3 separate regions of the Homo sapiens genome follow, and regions 1 and 3 are each linked to region 2. The links are chromatin loops, found by intact Hi-C in ENCODE. Cell type or tissue: OCI-LY7. All regions are shown on one strand.

The links. Hi-C counts contacts between places; a loop is a spot of excess contacts. Peaks named below come from ENCODE experiments on the same cell type or tissue, not always from the same donor. Only the 100,000 strongest peaks of a DNase experiment are listed, where the experiment ranks them.
Region 1: it touches region 2 in a loop (2.3-fold over the local background); 9 of 110 quality-filtered maps call a loop at or near these places.
Region 3: it touches region 2 in a loop (6-fold over the local background); 5 of 110 quality-filtered maps call a loop at or near these places.

Annotation. Positions count from the first base shown.
Region 1 is chr14:68,264,020-68,272,019 of GRCh38, forward strand. The region is part of intron 7 of RAD51B (RAD51 paralog B); the gene reads left to right. Among named protein-coding and RNA genes, the nearest start is that of RAD51B-AS1, 420 kb to the right of the region's middle. RefSeq lists enhancers at 4,082-4,201, 4,552-4,701, 4,852-5,031. In OCI-LY7, CTCF peaks have their summits at 4,922 and 5,144; DNase peaks (open chromatin) are centred at 3,132, 4,372 and 4,892; H3K4me3 peaks cover 3,219 bases; H3K27ac peaks cover 5,323 bases.
Region 2 is chr14:68,812,833-68,820,832 of GRCh38, forward strand. No RefSeq gene overlaps it. Among named protein-coding and RNA genes, the nearest start is that of ZFP36L1, 24 kb to the left of the region's middle. RefSeq lists enhancers at 2,191-2,310, 2,916-3,135, 3,216-3,445, 3,462-4,201, 4,076-4,125 and 1 more and a silencer at 3,586-3,975. In OCI-LY7, CTCF peaks have their summits at 4,051 (motif pointing left) and 4,268; DNase peaks (open chromatin) are centred at 1,919, 2,389, 3,019, 3,959 and 2 weaker places; H3K4me3 peaks cover 3,545 bases; H3K27ac peaks cover 3,571 bases.
Region 3 is chr14:68,360,227-68,368,226 of GRCh38, forward strand. All of the region lies in intron 8 of RAD51B (RAD51 paralog B), which reads left to right. Among named protein-coding and RNA genes, the nearest start is that of RAD51B-AS1, 320 kb to the right of the region's middle. RefSeq lists enhancers at 3,777-4,304, 4,305-4,833. In OCI-LY7, a CTCF peak has its summit at 3,409 (motif pointing left); DNase peaks (open chromatin) are centred at 2,815, 3,375 and 7,639; H3K4me3 peaks cover 480 bases; H3K27ac peaks cover 2,826 bases.

The DNA of each region.
Region 1 (8,000 bases), 550 kb before region 2:
AAGTGAACTATGATCCCACTTTGCTAGACTCTTGAGATGGCTCTGTAAACATACCCTCTAATCTATGGTCCTTCCTTCCTACTTCCTCAGAATTCACTGAAAACAATAGAGCTCTAGGAACTCCTATTGCTTAAAACAGGGGTGAGGATCGTGTTTATTCAGGACTATGGCTGTTAAATTAGCAGGACTGTTTTGACTAGCTGGTACTCAGGGGTAGGGTTGTCATGTTGGTCAACATGCCTATCCCATTTGGGACTACTCTAAAGGAAATAGGAATGCCTAAAAAGTTTCTAGACTTCTAAGAATTCTATGACTGGGGTTAGGGATGACTTATAGGCAGGAACGGAGCCAGACTCCTGACGGTATCCAAGGTTTATAGGCTTGGTGATAGAATTTACCAGAGTAGAAGAGAAAGTTTTCTGAGTAGCTAGTGTTTTGAATGGCATGGGGTTTGTGACAAGATTTGGGGTAAGCCAGTGAGAGATGCTTTGGAGTTATCTGGGACCTCATTTATTCTGGTGGAATGCCAGAAGTACAGGAGGCATCTCCTAGGGTATTTAGTTTTTTAGAGGCTAGGAAAGGTAGTAAAGGTAAAGTAGATACAAATTTGTTACTATGACTTTTATGGAGCCTTGAGATAGTTATACGAAGTAGGAGGTTGAGCAGGGATTATTTTAATCGGAGAAGAGATTAGTAGAAACTCATTTAGGAGGATTAGAGCATGCTGAATGAGATGTCAGAAGCTTTTAGGATCCAAGAAAAGTGGATGGCAGAGAGAGAGAGGGGTCAGCACTGTGTTTAATTTCCTTCTTTACCGTTTCTCGTCTGCCTTTCCTGGATATTACCTATTTCAAACTAAAGGGAAATGTGTGGAGGCTGCATCGGGTAGCAGAAAAACATGGAATAGGGAACTCTGCCTCTGAAATAGCATATAATACTTCCCACAGGGTTTAATGTGAAATAAGTGGTATAATCTAGGTCAAGTGGCTTAGGTAGAATACTGATCAAGTGACCAGATGTCTTGGAATGAGTAGGATAATCTTAGATTTTGGCTTCCTATCCTGTATCCAATTCACTTTACCATTAGGGCTTACTATTACCTTGATGTCTGGAGTGAATAGACCCTTATCAACTTACGATAAACATTTATCAGTAGTTTAGACAGAATTCTTAAACTGGATTCAGAACTAGAATTATAATAGCAGAGTTACTGTATGTTTCAAACAGTGATTTGGCCTTAGTAAAGTTTGGTCTCTTAAGATTTATTACTCATTTATGGCTAAGTATATCACAAATAAATGTTAGGTCCCCTAGTGAGTATTCAGCAATCATTTCCTTGGGATCTAAGGCATACCAGGTGCTATGTTCAAAATGAATGGGACATGGTTCTTGTTTTTAAGATGCTCCCAGACCAGTGGGGCAGACTGGTATAAAAATAACTAACTGTCGGCCAGGCGCGGTGGCTCACACCTGTAATCCTAGCACTTTGGGAGGCTGAGGCAGGTGGAACACCTGAGGTCAGGAGTTCAAGACCAGCCTGGCCAATATGGTAAAACCCCATTTCTACTAATAAAATACAAAAATTAGCTGGGCGTGGTGGCATGTGCCTGTAATCCCAGCTGCTCGGGAGGCTGAGGCAGGAGAATCACTTGAACCCAGGAGGCGGAGGTTGCAATGAGCTGAGATCACATACCACTGCACTCCTGCCTGGGCAACAGAGTGAGACTCTGTCTTAAAAAATAAAAAATAAAAATAACATAACTAACTGTATAATATAATAATATGATAAATGCTATTCTGTTGGTATGAATCAAGTAGCACAGAGGAAGAAAACAATTCACTCTAGTAGATGGTTGGCATTTTGAGAGAGATATAAATATAATTGTGCTCATTTATAACATGAATTATAAATGTAGCAGCATTGGAAATGGACATTTAATAAGGTGTAGCACTACTAAATTGGATTAAGTGCATGCACTGGGTTTATAGATGGATGTTCCCATCAAATTTGTTCTTTATTTGTATCCCTACCCCTGAGCAGTCCTTGCCTGGCAAGTGATTGGTGTTTGCACTGTTGGGGGTAGGCTTTAGGTTCCTGTTTGGGCACCAGGAGCTGTAGGGTTAGAAGAAGTAATGTCTTTTTCTCACCTATTGCAAGGTTCATTACTGAACCCTATAGCAAAGGCAGAGTAACAAGCAAAAAGCATAACAAATTTATTTAACAGAGTTTTATGTGACACTGAAGCCCTTAGAAATGACCCAAAGACCCAGGGAAAACTGTGTATTTATATGGATAGTCATACAGAAGTATGATTGGAGCACCACAGAGTATCATCTAATGGTAATCAACTAGGGAGAACTTTGCAAGCCCTGTTTGTTCGAATGGCTTCCAAGTATAGGGTAGGACCCCTCTGGAATGAAGATCTTAAGGCCTACTTTTAGGGAAGATAGGTCAGAAAATTATTTTATGGCCTGCTTCAGAGGGAAAGGCAAGAGAAGGTCAGAGAGTGACCTTCCTGTTTCTGTGGTTTTCCAATGTCCTTTAGCTTAAAATGCTTGGTATGCCAGGGTGCCATATTTGGGGGTATCCTGTTCTAAGCCCCAACATTTCCCTGGAAGGGCGATGGCTTTTTGATCTAAGCAAAGTTATCAGAGGGAATGAGGTACAAATCAATAGAGGACAGACTATGAGATCAAATTCTGACTCTACTACTTAAGAGCTGAGTGTCTTTTGACAAATTACATGTATTCCTGGTGACTCTGATATCTCTATAAAATAGGGATGATAGTAGTACCAACCTTACAAGGCTGTGCCTCAAATGTGTAATAAATATGAAAACACTTTGTAAAGTGCTGTAAAAATATATAAACATTATTGTTTTATCACAAATATCAGCACACCAATTATTTATGTAGTTCTATACATTACGCAAAAAGTTACAGAGATGTGGGGCTCATCTTCTAGGAAAACAGAATCAGAATTCTGAATCAGCTCTAAAGTCGGAGACCAAACCTCGAGCTCTCTCTAGGTGCTGTTTCTCCTGAAAAGTTGACTTGTAAGTCTAACCCAGTGCATTGCCTCTGATGGCCTGGTGTTCTTCAGATAGGTAAAAAGCAACTCGAAAAGGGGAAGAGTATTGTGCTTTCCGCAAAGACGATACTTTTTTGCTCTTTGGAAATTCTTGCTCTTTTGGTTTTGAGCTCTGAAGGTGAACAATCCAGCTGATTCAAATCCCCAGAGTAGCCCTAATAATAGGAAAACCGTGACAACCGCAGATATTAAAAACATACCTCAATTTGCACAACTGGGGTAAGACAAATACATATGGTATTATATGAAAAAAATTCCTTTATGCAAATCTAGAAACTTACTTTAATGTCATTTCATTTAACATCAAAGAGATGATGTCAAAGAGAACATGTTTACCACTGGGAGAGTCAAATGAAAGAATTAGTCTTCTAGAATTCTTTCAAATGAAAGAATTTGTGTGTAAGGTTTGATTGGTTATTTGGCAAACACTAATATTAATAAAAAGACCAGTACTTCTAGATATGGGCCACTTTGTAGAGGGATTATGCCAGAACTCCCATAGTATGTATAGAGACCCTTGAAGGAGGGTCCTCAAACCCATAAGGGAATTTATTTTAAAAATATTTTGCTTATGGGCCCATAACTTCATTTTATGTCTCTCTAGCTCACAATAGAGGATTATAATCTATTGGGCTGATATATCTGAGTTAACATCAGATTAATCGTATCACTTTGTGTATGAATATCATATAAAAATGTTAGTGGCTGCTGTTTTCACCATGCTCTGTCATAATTAAACAATTTATTTCATGCTGAAGCTTCCCTGTCCTGATTCTGGGATTGTCAGTTTTATGGTTCTCATTTTACACAGATAAAACCAAACTTTTCAGATGTCAAATAATGTGCTGCAGACTTCCATGCAGTTCTCAGCTGCAGTTATAAATCACTGTTGTTTTAAGTAAGTGACCTAAATGCCATTTTTATTAGGAATAGAGTGGCTAGGAGAGACTAACATAAAGCCTCTGATGGAGTTCTAACATTTCTCCTTGAGCAGCAGGAAGAGAATTGCATTTCCTGCTGGCTAGAGAAGCCAGGTCAATTTTGTCCTACCATTCTGGGAACTATCACTTCAGACACCTAACATATCCAGGTCCTGCTTATTTTTCTTGAATGAGCTATTAAAATGCATGTATGTGTGCACATACACACATACATACACATCATGCAGCCATTTGCCTCTGTGTATACATACATATCATTGTGTAGATTGCACTTTTTCAGAAAAGACAACTGATCACCAGCACGTCACTCTCACTTCCTCCCATGTACATTTTGTATCTTCCCCACAGGGAAGTGAAACTGGTGGTGGGTTGGAAGAGATTGAGTTTGCTGAAGTGGATTCTGCCAAGTGGCTGTTTGTGGATGACCTTTGTCTTATAGGGGGTAATAGTGGGAGTTACGGATTCCTGGCAAAATGTCTGTTCACATCTCATCACAATTAGAATCATAAACTATGGGCTTTGTGGATTTGTTCACCTGAGATAGTGATGAACTAGGAATCAAAAGATCTGGGTTTTAGCTCTATCTCTAAATATCTACATATATGTGAAGATAGCTGTGTATACCACTGTGGATATTTTCCCTCTTTTGTCTTATCTTCTCCATGAGACTTTCAAATCCTCAAAGGCACAGAGCATCTTTAATTTACACAGCATTCACTTTTTCATCTTTGTTTGTTCCTAGACTGCATTTAGTAGAGATGTAATAAGTACTTACTGACTGATAGAATGAGACCACATCCTGCCTTAGATGAACTGGAATTCCATTTGAAAGTGTTTCCAACCAGAAATATTCTGCTTTGGTGCCACTGCTACTGTTCAGATTCAACTATAGCAGCCACAGTGTGATCAGACACCTTCTCCCCTCAGGCGCCACCCTTGGCCACCCTGAGAAGATGGGCCCCCCTGCCAGCATGTCTTTGGGGCCCAGTGTTTCTGTCTCTCTGCTTCTCCCAACACTCAGTGGCCTGAAGAAGAAGAGCTTTGGTATATAATTTCTTTTTTCCCCCCAGCCAAGAGGAATTGAGCACTCATGAATATTTTAAGCGTGTTACAAAGAACACAAAAGCTGTGCCTTCATGGGAGGATTAAATGTTGGTGTTTGACTCCTCACAATCAGCACATTTTAAAACATAAACCAGATCATGTCAGTCTCCTGCTTCAGAGCCACCAGTGGTCTCCCACACTCTTGCAACCAAACCCAAGGCTGGGTGCCAGCCTCCAAGGCACTGCCTGACTCAGCCCTGCCCACTGCTCTGACCACCTCTTGCAGTAATTCCAGCCATGCTGATCTACTCTGGGTTCCCAGGGCATCGTAAGCATCTTTCTCTTTAGGACCTTTCTACACATCTCCCCTGCCTGGGACCCTGCCCTGAACCCTGTGCTACCGCAGGATCGTCACTCAGATCTCAGCCTGAATGTCCTGTCTCAGACAGGACTCCCCTGACTGTCCTATCAGTATCTACACCCGATATTTTATTTCCTCACATCACTCATCATATCTGAAATTGCCTGCTCATTTCCTGGTTTTCTTGTTTACTGTTGGACCCTGACTAGGGGGTCTCACTCTACAAGGGCAGAAAGAGGTTGTCTTAGTCTGGTTCTCTGTTGTTACCCAGAAGCTGGAACAACGCCTGTTCCCCAGCGGTTGCTCAGTAAACACATGTGGACTCAATGAGGGATTGAATTGGAAGTTATTTACCTCTCTCCTGGCTTTTGCTTCCCTCTCTTCCTTTGTCTCTCTTTTGCGGAATCTGTACCATGAAAAGGGCTGTTGTCCAGTAGTGGAACACAGGCCTTGGATTGAGGTCCTGGTTGACTCACTTGATCTGAAGCTTCTGGTCATGCACAACTGCCAATTGGAAACAGCTACTATAGAACCACCCTCTTTTTCCAAAGGGTCAACAAGGAAATCAAAAATAGAAATACATTTCAGGTAGTCATGTAATACTTTACTAATACTAACCCTAAGAATAACTTTGCGATAACTTTGCAACCTTAACTTCCATTAGTCTCACTAGGCAGTTCTGCTTCTTCAATTCCTTTAGTTTGTTACATGCCCTGCGATCCAGCCCAAAACAGGAGAAGCCCTGTAGAATATATGTTGCTATATCCTCAGATATGGCCAATAAAATTTGTTTGTGACCTGTAAGGAGCAGATGGTTCACTGAAGGCCATTCATAGAGGAGGCAAAGCACCAAAATTCAGTGTCTAGCCTTAATTTTTCCTTATTAGAGAGTCTGGAATAGAGGGATACATTTTCAGGATCTTTCCTAATAGAGGAGTTCTTTTTTTATTTGGATGAAGAGATTATTTCTGTAATTTCCCACAGTCTTAGGCTGAACTCTCCAAGTAATGAACTTTTACTCAGAATAGTCTAGGCTTTGTGTACTCATGGAAAGTGTAATATAGCTTGCCTTGTTGGTTTTTCTGGAGATAGCACATTTGGGTCACAGGGGTTCAGCCAGTCTTCGGCTGTTATGCAGTGTAATTTTATGGGAATAGTTTTATAATGTTAACATCTGTAGACTGAGAGCTTGATGAAGACATCACCCAGATTGCCTGGGAAACGCCACTGACTTTGGGAGCTAATTCTTGATAGGTAAAATATTTAGCTCTCTCTCTGTCTCTTTTTTTTCTTTGCCTAGATACAGCTACCAACCTTACCATTTCCATCTTTTATGGCAGATGAGCTATGTGTGTATTTTTTTTTATCTCCTTGCAGTATGCATTTTTGCAAGTTAGGGGATAAAGCCCAGGCCCTTGGCTTTTTAACTTTTCTGCTTCCTTGATATTTGTACATGAGATAAGATGTTAAAGGATTTCTCTTTACAGATTTCTGTTGAAGAGTTATAGAATTGACTGAATATTCATATGTGTACTGTCCTCTGCTTCATTAACTCTATGTTCATATTTCTTTTTCCCATGAAGCCTCTGTCGCCCATTTTGTTTAAAATTGCAACCTATTCCCACACCTTAAGCTAAATCTCCCTTACCCTAGTTTGTTTCCCATAGTAATGATCACTTTCTAACATACTGTATCATTTGTCATTTATTACGTTTATTGTCTGCCTCCCACCACTAGAATGTAAACTACAGGGAAGGATTTCTATCTGTTTTATTCACATTGTATCCCAAGTGCCTACAGCAGTGCTTGGTGCATAGTAAGGCTTTGATAAATATTTATTAAATGAATGCACTGACATCCTAGTGAAAAGACAGATACTGTAGTGTAGTGATGAAAAGCTTGGGCTTTGGAGTAAAACAAGCCTGGGTTTGAATCCCAGCTTTGCTGCTTACCAGCTGTGTGTCTTTAGAAAGTGATTTAACCTCTCTGAGACTCATTTTTCTCATCTATAAAATGAATATTATAGCACCTTGAAAGTGTGTTGTGAAGATAAAAAAAAAAGATAAATAGGCAATACAGCATGGTAGGTAAGAAACAAGGCTTTATCGTCCAATGGATATGGGTTCTGGGCTTTAGCTTCCAGTTATGGCTCTCCCATTACCTTATACAATTTTTAGAAGCCCTCTAAGCTCATTTTCTTTACCTGTCAAATGGGTATAAAATACTATGGCCTGCCTCACAGGAGAGTGGCCAGGATTAAAGGAGGTAATCTCTGCGTAGTGCTTAGCAGACTGATCAACTCGTAACAAGGGACTAATTAATTGAAGATGACGATGATGATAATGTTTGAAAGGTGCTTAGCTTTATTGCTCACACATCATAGTAATTGCTCAATAAATGGTGGCCTTGACAATAAATGAAGGACAACTTTATTAGAACTCTGGGAGCCTCCCAAATTTGCCATTTTCTTTTTGTTCTCCTTTCTCCAGGGGGAAGTAAGGCAAATGCATGAAGTTATCTTTGTGAGATACTTGTTTCAACTCGAAAATGAAACAGCAAGCAA
Region 2 (8,000 bases):
GGTGAATGAGATCAGTGTGTCGAGTGCCTAGCACAGTAAGAACTGTAACAGGGTGGGTCTAATATGTGGCTTTTTTGTGGCTGTTAAGCCTCTGAGAGGACCACAGTAGAGCCACCCCATCGTGAACACTCTGAATTTGAATGCTTTTCTTAAACATTTAAATTAAATAAAAATCAAGGCACACATCCTCTGAAACCCCTTTGGGCCAGGTACCTTGCTGGGTGTCAGCCCCTTCAAGTGTCACAGAAGCCATGGCTGTGCTCAGCGCCCCCCAGCCAGAGGAGCTGCCCAGGCTCTGGAAAGAACAGGGCAGTTGGGATAGAGCCACCACAGCTCTCTCTAGTTGAAGAATTACTTGGAAAATGAAGAGTAAGGCACTGCCCACTCTGGTCCATGGCTTTGAATGTCAAAATGCACCCCCAGAAAGCAGACCTGCAGCAGACCAACCCTTCCCAAAGATGGGGTTCAGGGTCCTCTAGACAAACAGCAGACCCTGGGCGTGGCAACATCTCCCAAAAAGGAGCTGAGTCTCAGGCAAGTGGTCCCTGAAGGCCTCTATACACCACAATGTACCTTCACTGGTGCAAAGGCCCTGCCAAATGGCTGTGCAAAAGTGGCCAGGCAAGAGATACAGTTCTAAGAAGAAATCAAGGAGCCATGGCACGCAGGACTCCCAGGAGAGGCAGGTGGCCTGCACAGCCAGTTCACGCTCCAGGCTACTGTGTGGGTGGCCTCCTGCTGACAAGCTTCAGCCAGAAGCGGGTATTTGGGACTTTGGGTGACAAGACTGGAGGAGACAAGGGAACCTAAGCAGAAGGTCATCCAGACCACCGTCAGAGTGGCCACACCAAGTCTTTGGGTTCTTGCTCTAAGTCTGCCAGCCAGATGAAGGGATGGAGGATTCACATCCAGCCACATCTTGACCCTGCTGATTCTGGAGGAGAATGGATGGAGCCCTGCACTGGCTCCACCTGCTCCCTCTTCTCCCATAAGAGGAAACAAGAAAGGAGGCTGGAGAGCCCAAGACAAAACTCAAGAATGTTCTCGAAAGGTCCTTGGGCTTTGAGACCTTCACAATGCAGTCATAAGATTATCCTGAGCTTCTGAAAGCCCCCTGGCTCCAGAGAAGAGAGCAATCTCTGGCTGCTAAACCTTGAGTGCAAAGGCTAAGGGCACGCCGGGGCCAGAATGCCTGGGTTCAAATCCTAGCTCTGCTATGTATTAGCTCTGTAACATTGGGCAAAGTACTTAACCCCTGTTTCCTCCTCTGTAAAATGAGGATAACTATGGCCCTATAGGGCAGAGTCGTTGCCTAGAACAGTAGAGAACTCAAAATTAATTTAGCAAGGGGCCCTCCTCTGCCCAGTGGGATGTGCTACTATTGACCCCATGGGGTTCTGGAAGAAATCAACATGCTACTACAATGGAAGGCATTTGAAGGAAGTGGAAAGTTTTCACAGAAAGTAGCCCAGAGACATGCACAGAGTGCTGCTCTCTGTGCAGACCAGAAACCCCAAAGATTTGTGCCTCTTTCTGTCAGAATGCAGCTTTCTGGAGCCCACCGGGCTATAGAAGCTGCATGGCGTCTGGAATGGGAATGGGTTGGCCTAGTCTTCCCCTGGAGGTATGGAGAGGAAAGGTGACACTTTCAGGCTTTGTGCAGGACAAGCAGAGAATATCACTCAAATCCAAGCTGGCTGCCCTGTGGGGGACACAGGCCCATGCCGGCAGGCCTGGGGAGAGCCACCGCTTGCTGAGGTTAGGCCAGCACCAGTGGGTGTGAGGAACCCACCTCCAGTCTCAAGAGCAGGGTTGGGCTTCCCTGGATGGGGAGGAAAGGGTTAAGCCGGCTTGGGCTCTGGAGGGAAAGCACTCGGCAGCTATAAACAGAGAGCCTAGGGAGGGAGGGGGCTGACAGGATGTGGCCAGGGCTCGAGCTGTCTGATTATTAACTTCACTTTTATTTGGAGGGGGATTTGATTCTCTGTTTTACTTCCCATCAAGGAAGTGAAAGCCCAGGTCTCAGAGGGGCCTGGTTTCAAATTGTTTTGTCACAGCTCATTTATTTTTCCTTTTAAATAAATAAACAAAACCACCTCTTTGTTTTCCCCTTAATGAGCATTCAGCAAATCATCTGTGGGTGAGGCATGAACGGGGTTTTCTGGAGTCCTTCATGGGAGAACATTTGGCTTATTATTTTAAAAGGAAAAAGCAAGGATGTCTCCTTTAGCTCCCAGTCTTCTCCAAGGCTGTGAAGGCACTTTCTCTTTTGCCTCCTCTGAAATACCGACCTAGACCAGCGAGGAGTCTGAAATCACAGCCTCAAGCTCGGCCAAGGCCCCAGGAGCTTCCTTGGTTGGACCTTGGGGCTGGACCCGCAGCCTGCCATTCCATCTGACAGGCCCTGACCCTGAGGCCACGCAGAGGAAGCACCCAGCACGGGCTCAGTGGTTTGTCTTCTTGCTTGGGCTCAGACCCATGGCTTTTGTTCCTCTGACACCCTGACATTTCTACTAAAATAACAAAGCAATTAAACACACAAAAGGATTCCATGACAGCCTTAAAAAACACCATTACATGTTCCTTTACCCAAGGTTGAAAACATTTGGGAACTTGATTTCCAACATCAAAATCCAGATCAAAACCCATTCAACAATCCCATGATCCCCTTGCAACAACCCTTTCCTGGCCAGTATCACAGGGTGCCGACCCTCACAGGGTCTCACAATTCAACAATTCAGTGAGAGAGGATGCAGCAACAAAGACTGTAACGAAAAAACAAGAGAGTCTAGGGTCTCACATCAACAATTCAGTGAAAGAGGATGCAGCAACAAAGACTGTAAGGGAAAAACAGGAGAGTCTACAGCTGAAGCTACTGCTACTCAAGGTGGGCAGAGAACGGAAGAGACGGATTCTGTTGGAAACTAAGAGGGGAAATCCAGGAAGGCTTCCTGGTGGAGCTGATCTTTAAGCTGAACCTTGAAGGACTGGTAAGATGAACGGATGTTCTGGAACCTGAGAAACACCCAAGTACCAGAGAGACAGCATCCATGTGTGAACTACTCTAGACAGAGGCAACAGGCGTGGTGGGGCCTGGGGCTCCTCAGAATGGCACCTCAAGTCCCCATGGTGGTCAGGGACTGGAATGCATCGGCCGCCTGCAGCCAGCTCCGCGGGGCCAGTCCCTGACCTCTGGCTCGGAGATTGGTGTGCCCGGTGAAGGAGTTGCCCAAGCATCTTAGGCAACCAGATACTACGCCTGGCCTTGGACCCTGCCACTTGCCTGCCCCACAAAAACCTGCTGACCGCTGTGACCTACTTTAACGCCCTCTGACTTCCCGCTCTTTGAATATGGGGCAAAAAGAAGAAGGGCGACTGGCACCATCCAATTCACTTGAGGCTCGGAGGCTCAGGCCTGCCTTCCTGGCGGCTACTGGGGTGGCGTTTCCCAGCACCCCCGGGAAGCTACCAAGGTCCAGGGCTCTCCTGGGCTTCTGCGACGCCCACGCACTCCTGCGGCCGAGCTTCGCGGTCGGGCTCTCCCGTCGCCACCCCGGCGTCTGCTCAGCCGCGAGCGAGAACCAAGCCGGGCCGGGCGCGGGGCCCGGGCGAGGCCGCCAAGATGGCCGACGCGCTCGGCAGCGCGCGGATCACGCGGGAAGGCTGCCCTTGGCCTCCCGGGAAACAGCCAAGGTTCCGCCGCCCTCCTTGGCGCTCTGCCCCGGCCGGCCTGCCGGGATCTCCTCCCCGGCGCGGTCTGCGGCTCCCGGGGCCTCGCAAACCTTCCAGGCCCGAGGCCATCCAGACGTGCACACCAGGCCCGGCCCGCGAGGGGAGACACAGGGGCCGGGGCTGCGGCGGCTGAGCTCCCTGGGCGGCTCGGAACGCAAGGGGCCGGCGAGCCGACGCTGCTGCAGGAGGCTGCGGCGTGGGGCGAGGTTCTCGCTACGGCTTCGTTCCCGTCCTCCCGCGGCCGCTCTCCCCCGGAAGCCCTCGGAGGCAGCACGATGGACGTGGCCACACTGCCCTCCAGTGGCCAGCTCGCCGAACAACACGTCTGGGCCCCTTTTGGGGGTCTGGGTGACGTGTCCACCCTCTCTCTGCCCTTTGCTACATTTGAAGGTGGGGTTTGCTCATCCATGGTTCCTCTTACAGGTCACCAAAGCTGCCACAGTGCACACTCACCCAACAGCAGGGGATTTGCCGCCTTCGGTGGTTCTCAAACTTCAGTGTGCACAGGAATCCCCCCTTGGACAGTTCTTTCAAACCCGGATTGCTGGGTCCCCCAACCAAGTCAGAGAATTTGCATTTCTAACAAATCCTCAGGCGATGCTGAGCTGCTGGTCCGCTGGTCCTGGAGCCACACTTAGAGAACCACTGGCTCGGCTCACTCTTTCTCTCACGGGGTTTCTGTCATCTACTCATTTAATACAGAATATGTCCTGCTAGCCCCGGAGGACGAGTGGACGGAACAACTTTCTCACCCCTCGCGGAGCTTAGTCTAACGGAGGAGACAGACTTGTTTCAACAAATCACCTAGAAAGAAATATAAGATTCCATTTGAAAAGACTTTCAAATTCCTATGAAGGAAAAGAATCAGGTGCTCAGAGAACATATATAAATGGGGCACTCATTTAGATTTGGGATGGGAAGGTTCTTGAGGAAGACCTCTCTGAGGAAACCCTTAAGCTGAGGCCAGGAGGAGGGATGAGGTCCTGAGGGGAATGGGGAGGGGACTGGAACTGGCAGGAGGAGCAGGTAAGATGCAGACCCTGTCTGTAGAAGCAGAGACTGGTAGGGGGCCAGGCAGGGGGTCACAGCCTCCTAGGCCCATGCCTCTGGTACCCACAGAGCTGCCTCCTCAGAAGGGCAGCATCCAGGGGAGAAGAGGGCCTGCCTGCATGCTCAGATCTTAGCTACCCCCGTCAGTGCCAAGAAGAATGCTCCACCTTGAGGAACCCCAGCCAGGTGCCCACAGCCCACAAACTTCTCTTTGCCTGAGCAGATTTATGTAGGTACCTTCTGTAAGGCCTGAAGGGCAGTCACATCTGATGGAACCAGGTCTGCTGAGTAATGATGAACAGACATGATGTTACCATCTACCCATCAATGCCCTCAGTGTGCCATCTCCTCCCTCCTGCAGTCCAGGATCCAGCTGTTTCTCCAATGAGCATTTTTAAGCACCTACTATGTGCTCTGCACTAGGATCACTGCAATGCTCTGTGGGGCATGGCACAAAGAGGCCAGCCTGCCCTAGGAGGCGCCAAGCACCCTGGAGGGCAGGTAGGTGGAGTACACCCTCCCCGCCCCAGTCTCAGCTCCAGCCTGCTGTGTGCACCCCCACCCCACCCAAACATCCCTGGGGTCACTCATTGCAGGTGGGCCAGGCTGACAAATGGCAGCCAGGAATTCTAGTGTTCTAATGATTCTTACTTTGTATCAATGCCAGCTTGATGGCAGGGGCCAGGATGACCACCAACCACTGCCACTTTATCCCTTGTGCTGACAAGGAGGTATCATCCCATTAATCCTGTTACCTTGCTCAGTCCCTTCTGTCCCGTTTTCACATCTGAAAAATGTGGGGTGCGGATGAGTTGTGTTAGATGATCTCCAAGGGTTTCTGATCCATGCCTAGCCCACCAGTGCACTGTTGGAGAGATGGACGAGAACAGCCCTGCCCAATGACCCCATGACCCTAGCATTATGCAAAGCAAGGCCTTTGTCGTTAACAGACTCCAGGTTAGGGGAAGGGAGCGGGGAGCAGCTGAAAAACTATGTGCAGCTTTAGAATCAATCAAATCAATCCAACTCTATTCCTGACTCTGTGATAGCCAGTAAGTGGTTTAACTTCTCTGAGCCTGTTTCCTCATCTGAGAAATGGGAATAGCATGGTACCTACCTCACTGGGCTGTTCTGAAGATTACTGATAATAGCTACCACTTAGCAAGTGCTTGATCCGTGCCAGGCAGCACACTAGAGGCTTCCCATCCACTCCATGAGGTCATGTGCAGAAGTACTGGTCCCATGCCAGCAAGGAGTAGGGCTCCATCACAGTTGTTAACGCATGACACCCCTACTGCTCTGCACACATATATTTATGTAGTCCTACGGCCCTACTGCTCTGCACACATATATTTATGTAGTCCTACGGCCCTACTGCTCTGCACACATATATTTATGTAGTCCTACGGCCCTACTGCTCTGCACACATATATTTATGTAGTCCTACGGCCCTACTGCTCTGCACACATATATTTATGTAGTCCTACGGCCCTACTGCTCTGCACACATATTTAACAGGCGAAGGGGCTTAGCAAGCTCTTGGCACATAATAAGCACTCAATAAACGGTGGGCTTCATCATTAGCCAGAGAGAAGGGACTCTGTGAGGAGGTCCTACAGAAGGAGAAATATGGAGAAGTGGGTGACCCAAGATGATGGCTCACACACCTCTCCCAGGAGGGCCAGCCCCATGCCTAGCTAGGCAGTTCCCTGGCTAGGACGTCAGCTCTTACTCACTCTTTCCAGAGAGCAGCTAATTAGCCTCCCAGCAGCCAGGAGCTCTCCAGATGAAAGGTGCTTAATACAAGCTCAAGGCGTAACTCCCATATGTATAACTAAGGTTCCCTGAGGTGAGGAAGGCCCCAGGGCGGAGAGACAGGCCAGATCAGGGCCTCGCCTTCTTTATGACGGAGGTTCCCAGGGAAGGGAGCCGGCTGGGGTGGCAGTGAGCCTGAGAAAGGGCTCGGGGTGGTGGGTGTGCGGCTTCAGAGGGAGCCCCTCCCTGGGAGTGGGCGGGGCCCGGTGGCTGAGGAGGCAGAGTGAATGCTTCAGGGCCCAAGCTGCCTCCCAGAGTGGGAGCTCCAGGTCAGAAGACAGCTTAGAACTGGGTGGGTCAGAGCGAGGGCTTTGCTGCTGGGCTGCCAGGTCAGAATCCCAGCTCTGCTATGGCCATTCCATGTCCCAGAGCCTCAGCTTCCTCCTCTGTAAAACGGAGATAATGATAACATTGACCTCACAGCTATTTACTGACAGCACTTAGTACAGACAGGACCTGGCACCCACTACGTAAAGAATGAGGATTTGTACATTTGTTCATTTAACAGATATTTATTGAGTACCTGCTATGTGCCAGGCACTGGGTGTTAGAAATACAGTCATGAACAAAACAGATCCATTTTCCCTTGATTCTGTAGGGAAGATAGACCACAGACCCCAGAACCAAGAGATCGGTAATACACTGCCTGGCAGTGACCTGCGCTGTGGGAATCGGGTATGAGGATGGGGTCAGGTGTCCAATACAGCGGCAGAAGAGCAGGTACCCAGGCAGATATGGGCAGATTAAGAAACGAACCAGGGTTGAAGGGCCAACCCAAAGTGCGCAGCAAATCAGAGGCGGGAGCCTGGGCCTGCAGCATAGGAATGTTCACCCACAGCTGCTGAAGCAGCCGCAGCAGCTCCCTCTGCCCCTGACTAAGGGGTGTGCCCAGCGAAGCCACCTGCCCTCACCTCCCCCTTGGCTCCTGCCCCTGACTCCCGCAGTCTGGAGTCCAGCAAGGCAAGGGAACTGACACAGCCCCCAGGGTCACGATGGCTTCCATTCTTTGACATTCACCAGTGTCACTGGCTGAGCTCAGGCTACACGGCCATCTTCTCTTTGAAGCCTCCAAACCAGCTGGTGAAGTCAGTAGCACCCCTGTGTTTTTTATCAAGGTAAGGTTCACATAACATAAAATGAAGCATTTTAAAGTGAACACTTCAGTGGAATTTAGTATATTTACAGGGTTGTGGAACCTCCGCCTCTGTCTAGTTCCAAAACATTTTTATCACCCCAAAAGGAAACCCATACCCACTAAACAGTTGCTCTCCTTTCCCTCCTCCCCCAGGCCCTGGAAACCACCCTCTACTTCCTGTCGCTATGGGGTTGCCTATTCTGGATACTTCACCTATCCAGAGCTTTTGTGTCTGGCTTCTGTCACTTAGCATCATGTTTTCGAGGTT
Region 3 (8,000 bases), 450 kb before region 2:
GAGCCCACCACGTGCCTCTGCAGCTTCTGTGCCTTTGCAGATGCCGCTCCCTCTCCTGGAATGCCTTCTCCCCACCCTTCCCTGGCTGAAGTCCTCCTGGCCATAAAAGGCTACCCTAAGTGCACTGAGCTTCCTTGCTAGGCACATCTTATCATCGTTATTTCTGTAATTCTTCCTTTCATTGGCTGACATCCATGACATCAGGGCCCAACCTTAGGTGGCTAGCACAATGCCTGTGGCAGTAGTGGCAGCAGTAGTCTTCGTGTTACCAGCAGCAGCAGTAATGACTCTTACTGGGCATGTGCCATGTACTAGGTCTTTTTCATACTCATCTCTAATCCTCCCAACAACTCTACATCGTATATGATATTGTCTCCTTTTTAGAGATGAGGAAATTGGGACTTAGGTGGGGTGGAAAGATGTGATACCTTTCCTCACTCATCATGAGGGTCACAGCTGACACCCCTTTAACAAAAGACAGGTTGATGATAAAAGCATAACAAATGTATTTCATCAAAGTTTTACATGACAAGGGAGTCTTCAGAAATGTAGACCCAAAGGCCCAGGGAAGATGGTCTGTTTCTATGCTTTGGTCTGAGGAAGAATGGGCAGCTGTGTAGAAATGTGATTGGACAAAAAAGGGTCTGATCTAATGATGACAGACTGAGGGGGTAGACAGAGCAAGGCCTGTCTGTTCAGATTCTTCTTGGCCTCCCTATAGCATTCCTTCCTCCAGGTAGGGGGTAGGACCCCTCTGAAATGAAGGGTTTTAGGGAGAAGGGAGAGAATGACCTTTCTAGGTTTTATGGATTGCTTTGGGAGAGAGGGGTTCTAGATTCTATGACCTGTCTTGAGGAAGAGGAATTCTGGTTTCTGTGATTCCCTTTAGGGGAGATGGGAGACAAGGAGGGCAGGAGAAGGTCAGAGAAAGACTTTGCTTCTGAGGCAGCTCTGAGGCTACCCAATATCCTTTAGTTCAGAGTACTCAGCCTGCCAAAGCACCATAGTTTGGGATACTGTTTTCTGCGCCCTGGCACTTACAAGTTAAGCAACTCACCCAGGGTCATAGAGCTAACAAATGGTTGGACCAAAGTTAGAAGCCAGGTCTTACTCATTTCCACCCTGTTTCAAGGACTCTGATTAGATGCTCAATAAGTACCTACTGAGTGAATGAGCGGCCTTGAAATTGTTTTCTGAGGCTGGGGAACTCTTGCCAGGAATTTCAAGAGCCACTGCTTTTACACTTGGCCACTTAACTTTGCTCCCTAGAGCTTTAGTTTCTCTTCTTCTACACCCAATATCATCATGTCTACTGTTTTCTTCCTGAGTCATATCCTCTCATTATGTTTTAGCTATGGGGGGTAAGGATGGAGAAAGGGGAGAGTCTCCTGGTGCTTGTTTCATGTATCTTATTCCCTTGACCTGGTCCTTGTTCCCTTGAAGTCTTTTGTTTGTCTGTTTGTTTTTGAGACAGGGTCTCACTCTGTCACCCAGGCTGGAGTATGGCGGCACGATCTCAGCTCACTGCAACCTCCATGTCCCAGGTTCGAGAGATTCTTCTGCCTCAGCCTCCCGAGTAGCTGGGATTACAGGCACCTGCCACCACATTCAGCTAATTTTTGTATTTTTAGTAGAGATAGGGTTTTACCATGTTAGCCAGGCTGGTCTCAAACTCCTGACCTCAAGCGATCCTCCCACCTCAGCCTCCCAAAGTGCTAGGATTACAGGCATGAACCACTGCACCTGGCCCCTTGAAGTCTTTATAGTCGCCCCAAAGAAATTAGGCTAAACTTAAGAAGTCACTGCTTCTGTAGATCTAAGGTGGCTGAATATCGGCCACAGCATACAGTTCAAACTAATGCAGTGTATCTATTAAAGGTTATAAGAAGATACCTACAAACTTCCCTCATGGGATTGTTGTGAGAATTAAATACATATAATACATATAAAGGACCTCTAGTGCCTAACACATTGTGAGCTCTCAAAAAAATATAAATGTTAGCTCTTGTCATTATTTTTGTTAATCCTTGACTGGGGTACTAAAATTCCTAAAAGAGAGTAAGCCAAGAAAAATATGTTAATTATTACAGCAACTAATATTTATTACTATGCATCAAGCCATTTTTGTAAGGATTTTTCATATATTAATTCATTATTAACTAATTTTCATAGCAATCTGATGATGTAAGTGTTAGCCCCATTTTACAGATAAGAAGGTGAGGACAGAGAGGCGAAGTTGGGGAGCTTGGGATCAAGTTTCTGGTTCTAGAACCTACGTTCTTTCATAACCATCACTGCTCTGAAAAAGAGTAAGCACCAGACCTGAAAGAAACATAACAGAGGCCGGGCGCAGTGGCTCACACCTGTAATCCCAACACTTTGGGAGGCCAAGGTGGGCGGATCACGAGATCAGGAGATCGAGACCATCCTGGCTAACAGGGTGAAACCCCGTCTCTACTAAAAATACAAAAAATTAGCCGGGCATGGTGGTGGGCGCCTGTAGTCCCAGCTACTCAGGAGGCTGAGGCAAGAGAATTGCTTGAACCCAGGAGGCAGAGGTTGCAGTGAGCTGAGATTGTGCCGCTGCACTCCAGCCTGGGTGACAGAGTGAGATTCCGTCTCAAAAAAAAAATTAAAAAAAAAAAGAAACGAACAGAAATGTTGTTAGCTCCTTCTCACTTTTATCTCTAGTTTGAATGAGTGTGTTTGTGAAAGGCAAATGCCTCTGGGGTTCTTGCACAGTCCTGGGCACCACTGGGAGGAGAGAGGGCAACCTAGAGACATTTGTGTTCCTGGTAAACAACTGAAAATAGGCGGAGCCTTTGTGCACTGAACCCAGCTACTTTCAAATCGCAGTACTTCCCAATTGCAAACTTGGTGCAAAAAAACCTACATTGCCACAGTTGAGACTTTCATGAGGAAAGATTTTGGGTACAAGATAGTTTTTCATACCGCTTTGCTTACCCCTGAGACTGCAAAGTACCATGTCTCCTTGTTTTATAGAAGCCAAAACAAATTCTATCGATAAACAGAATTTTTGAAACTCTGGTATTTTCAGAAATTTGTACTGTGCATAAAGTAATGGTTTGGTGAATTAACATAGGTGATTAAACAATAAAGTGATGCATACCCATTTCCATAGAAAATATATGCATATATAAAAGGAATTTTACAGATAAACTGTATGATATATCTGTTAATATATCATGTTTTATTTTCAGTGTTTTTGTGTATTCTCAGTGTCCGCCAGTATGGAGACAGGCTCATCTCCAGGTGTGCAGGCTCTGAGTGAAGGGGGCCTCCTCATTGGAGTGTGCAGGGGCCTCCTCATTGGAGTGTGCAGGGCTCTCCTGCGGCGGCGCCCACTCTGTGTCCTTCTTCCCTGTTTTTGTTTGCCACCTTGTGGTTAACATAGCTCTGTGGCTCAAGGAGGAGGGTTGGGCCGGTATCATCTCTGAAGGTAAAATGCATACATGCGATGCTGTAACACAGTCTTTCTCCCGGCGGGGAGTGGGAGTGTGTGTGCACACGCGTGTGTGGGTGCAGTGAAGGTGGAGTTGCCCACTTAGTGAGACTCAGAGTCTACCCTCAACCACTGTGCTTCTGTGTGCTCCCGTGTAGGCTGGAAGTCGTATCAGCCGCTCCATTGCACAGAGATTGCAGAGAAGGGGCCACATCGGTCAGTGTTAGCGTCCACAGGAGGAAGTTGTGTGGTGGGAAGGCCGCTTCTGGCTGGACTGCAGGCTTGTTTGCCCACACGCGCCCCAGTGAGAGCGAGGCCTCCACGGGCTTCCTTCTCCAGTGCGGGGAGTGTGTGGCGAAGGAAGTATCTGCTGCTGAGCTCAGCTTTGCTTCGCCATGTTCCTTCCCGATCCGCTCATCCTAACCCTCTCTCCTTCCGCCTCCATCCTCCCTGCTCTCCGATTGCCCCAGTGTGTGTGTCCCCTTCCCCAGCCACCCCTCTGATCCCTGACTACCCTCTTCTCCCTCCCTCCCTCTGCGCCCACTCCTCATCGCGGGCCTCAGGGGAGCCCTGTCTCCACTCAAGACACCCGTGAAACAGAGGGAGACACTAGCAGTCAGCGGGCACTTTGTGGGGAGGGCCAATTTAGAGGACAGATTGACCAGGGCGAGCAGCAGGATATCTAGAAAGACGCTTTGCTTCTAAGGAGCGGGAGCCTAATCCCGTTACAGGCTGGAGGGAGACTCCTGGGGCCGGCAAGCCTCCTTCCCGCTGTGCCTGGAGGGATATCATTGGAGGACCGCCGGGCGCGGTGGAGGGCTCCACTCGCCAGCAGCCCCCTCCCCCAGCCCCTTCCACTCTCTTTTCTTTTGCAGTGACACATACTGCAGTGCCTCTGAGGTCATTTGTTTCCCACAGCCTCACAGGGCGCTGTGGCAACAAGGGGGACAATGATCTCTCACAGGAATGATGGGAGGCCTTGTTTTGCCTTAAATAAGCCCCTTCAAGGGAGCAGTAAGGTCTGTTGTGTGTGTGGTTTGTTTTTTCAGAAAATCCTCTTGCACGTAGTTCCAGTGTGAAGTACTCTGGCAACTTCAATTGAAGACATAAAGAATCTTATGTGTGTGTGTGAGGGTTTAATTTTATTTTTATTGCTGCTTTGAGACCAGGATTGTGTTTTCCCTTCTGCCAGTTACCCTTTTCCCGCTCAAGCTCCCTGGACCTCCGCATTCTTTCAATAGTTTTAGGGCAGGAATTGGCAGGTGTTAGGGGCAGAGAGACGCCCATGTCTGGGTGCTGGCTTCTGACTGCCCTTAGCTTTGGTGAGGGAGTGAAGGTTAGCGTGGCAGGAATGTAGTGCTCCTACACATTTCTCATCCTATCCTGGGTCTGAGGAAAGCACAGGGCACTGGGTGGCTAGGGCTGGGATTCACAACAAAGTGACAGTGGAGGCTGAGGGAGACGTACTTTATGGGCCACCTCGGAATAGATCATCAGCTTTAACGCCAGAGCTTCAGAGGCATGTGCAGAAAGAAAAAGGCCTGTAAGTAGAATAAAGAGGAGGCAGGTTCTGTGTCTGATTCGGCTGTCCGGTGAGGAAAGATGTGAAGTGATCTCTACCCACACCCTGGTAACACCACTGGAAGACAAAGAACTGTCCTGTTTGTCTTACTGCTCTGTCCTATGTTTTAAAGTCTTCAAGCTGCTGAAGGCAGTCCCACCTCAGAGCTTACATGCGTAAACATTATTATCTGTAAAGGCTTCCTATTTGATGAATCATGGTGTATCATACAATCTAGATATTTCATCTGGAGAAACTGAGATGAGGCAGATTAAAGTCTTTTCCAAAACCACATGAGGAATTAATTTCAAAGCTTGAGATTAAAACCTACATCTTGTAGTTTCAGATTATTAACTTACCAGTGTGATCTACAAGTTCTTTCTCCATGTTCTAAAAAACAAATTTTTTAAGGCAATCAAGACATTTTCATTCTCTCATGTGAGCAGTATGTATCAGAAAAATTCATCTGTATAAACTGTATGGCAGTCTAAATTATATTTTTAACCTGTCTTTTCTTTTTTTACTTTTTATAAATCATATCTTCCACTGTTTACAAATTTTGTTATGTCTTTCACATATCAGACTCAAAAACAGTTGGCTTTATGATTGGGCCACTAGAAGAAATATAATATTTTTTCACTTACCTTTTCATTTCCTGACTTTTTTTTAGTGATAATCTGAATATATTTGTGAAATATTTAGGCAGGAAGGTGAGTTTTCCAGATGTTTCTGTTGATTATTGCAAACACAGAGCAATTCAAAGACTAGTGTCGCTTTTTGATAAATTAAAAATACTTTTTTTGATAACTAGTTATTCTTGACTTTAATAAACATTCCTAAGATTAATTCTTCCCTTAACAACTTTAGTGTAATTTTAATTTTTCACAAATCCTGAAGTGGGAGTACTGGAATTTTGGAGAAATAAATTAACATGTTGCCTTATTTCTCTGGACCATCTGTTAATGCTTATTCTCAACTAAAGTACTGTTCATCAGCTTCAAGTAACAAACATACCATAGACAAATAGCCTATGTCTGTGACGGTGATAAGACATTGGCCAAATCATCCTCTCTCTGACCATGACAAAAGTGTACCAGTCGTAGCTAAAGCAAGACTGAATCTATTTGGTATTCATTGTAAAGGAAACAACAACAACAAAAATAACTAATAAAGGTCTGAGACAAGATGATGGATGGCAAAAGAACCCCCTATGGTCATAAATAAGCTAACTTTGGAAATGTTTGACTTAAGGAAGTACAGACTATGCTTAGTCTGCCTCGTGTCCCTGGACTAAAGCAGCCTTGAAGGCTCATCTGAACATTTCCCCAGGGGTTTCTTGCCTATTGACAAATCCCACCACATCTTCCAGATGCACAGAAGAAAGTTCCGTTAAATCCAAAATGGTAACCAAAAATGTTGAATAGCAAGAAACTGGCAGGGGTGGCTTTGGGAACTGGTAAATAAATAACAGGCTTGTTGTCCCACACCCTAGTTTAATGCTCTCAAGAGGTTCTTATGTTGCTCGCATTAGTGGGCATGTAAATGAAACCCCTGTTGGCCTTGGCAGATATTGGCCTCTTCCGTGACCTTGTTTGACTGAAACAAAAAGTCATTGGTGGAACAAAAATTCAGAGCTCTGAACTTGGTTGAAAGAAAAGGGCAATTCTCTGAATTGGGTAATTGGATCACCCTCCCAAGTGCCCTAGGGCTTATATCAAACATATAAGAAGGGGATTAATAACTTCAGTGTATAAATGAGCTTCAGGCAGCTTCCAACTGTAACATTTCACTCTCAGGAGCTTTAGGACATAACAGATTTTTTTCAGAGCATTTTGAAGTGCTCTTTATAAAATGCAGGAAGGGACTACAGACTACTGTGGAATCTTTGTAATTGTACATGGTCCAGTCTGACAGGCAGGCAACCCGAAAGCCTCTTCAAAATGGCCACTTAATAAAACTGTTCATGAAATATACCATTTTGGGACTGAAAGATGATGACAGTGATATGTTTTCAAACTGTACTTGATATTCCCTTCCTTAGTCATAATTTTATGATCTAGACTAAATTACATGTATCATTGAGTGTGAGGATTCCAAGACTTGAGACAGACTTACGTATTTATGTGTGAGTTGTAAGGGACCATTGGAAAAGCTGAGAATTTTAAAATTCATTTATATTAATTAATTTGTTCACTCAGTATTTATTCAATGCCTACTATATATCAGACTTGAGGATATAAAAAAGTATAAAGTAGAGCAAGGCTGACAGACATTTGAAAGGCAGGTTCATGAGGATTGAAGGAACATGTGGGAAGGGAGCCATTACTTCTTAGGAGTGGGGAAAATCCAGAGGAGACTAGAGGAGATAACGAGAGATGAGTCGACAGCACAGGAAAATAAAGAAGAGTATTCCAGGCGGAGGATACAACACTTGAAATAGTTACCCAGAAAAGCTGGCCTGGTGATTAATCGGCCCAGATAAAAGAGGTAGGCTAACACTGTTATTCGTCTTTTAAAGGAGAAGGATCAAGAAGCAGTTCTGTTGGGTCCTGAGGAAGTGGGATTATTAGTGATGGACACAAAGTGCTGGTGTCACAGCTGTGGTAGAAAAAGGGAAACAAGAGAAAGCTTCTGAAAAAAATGTTTTGACAACTATTTTTATGGCTGTGGACATCCTGAGACCTCTGACAATCACATAGAAAAGAGAGCCCATAGGGAACATTTTAGAATTGATTCTTATCTTAATAGCTATCTTTTTGGCCTGTCTGGTTGCCAAAAAGAATTAGCAGAATTCTGCTGTTTATGTATTGCTGAATCAGTTTACAGGTGATGTTTTATTACTAGGGAAATATTGCTAAAGCTAGGTAGAGGTGCTTCTAAGAACTAAAGCACCAGAAACCTAATTGGGAAAGGAATTAACTTTAGTCATGTACATATTTTCATTTTTCTCCTTTAATTTTTATATTAACAGAAACC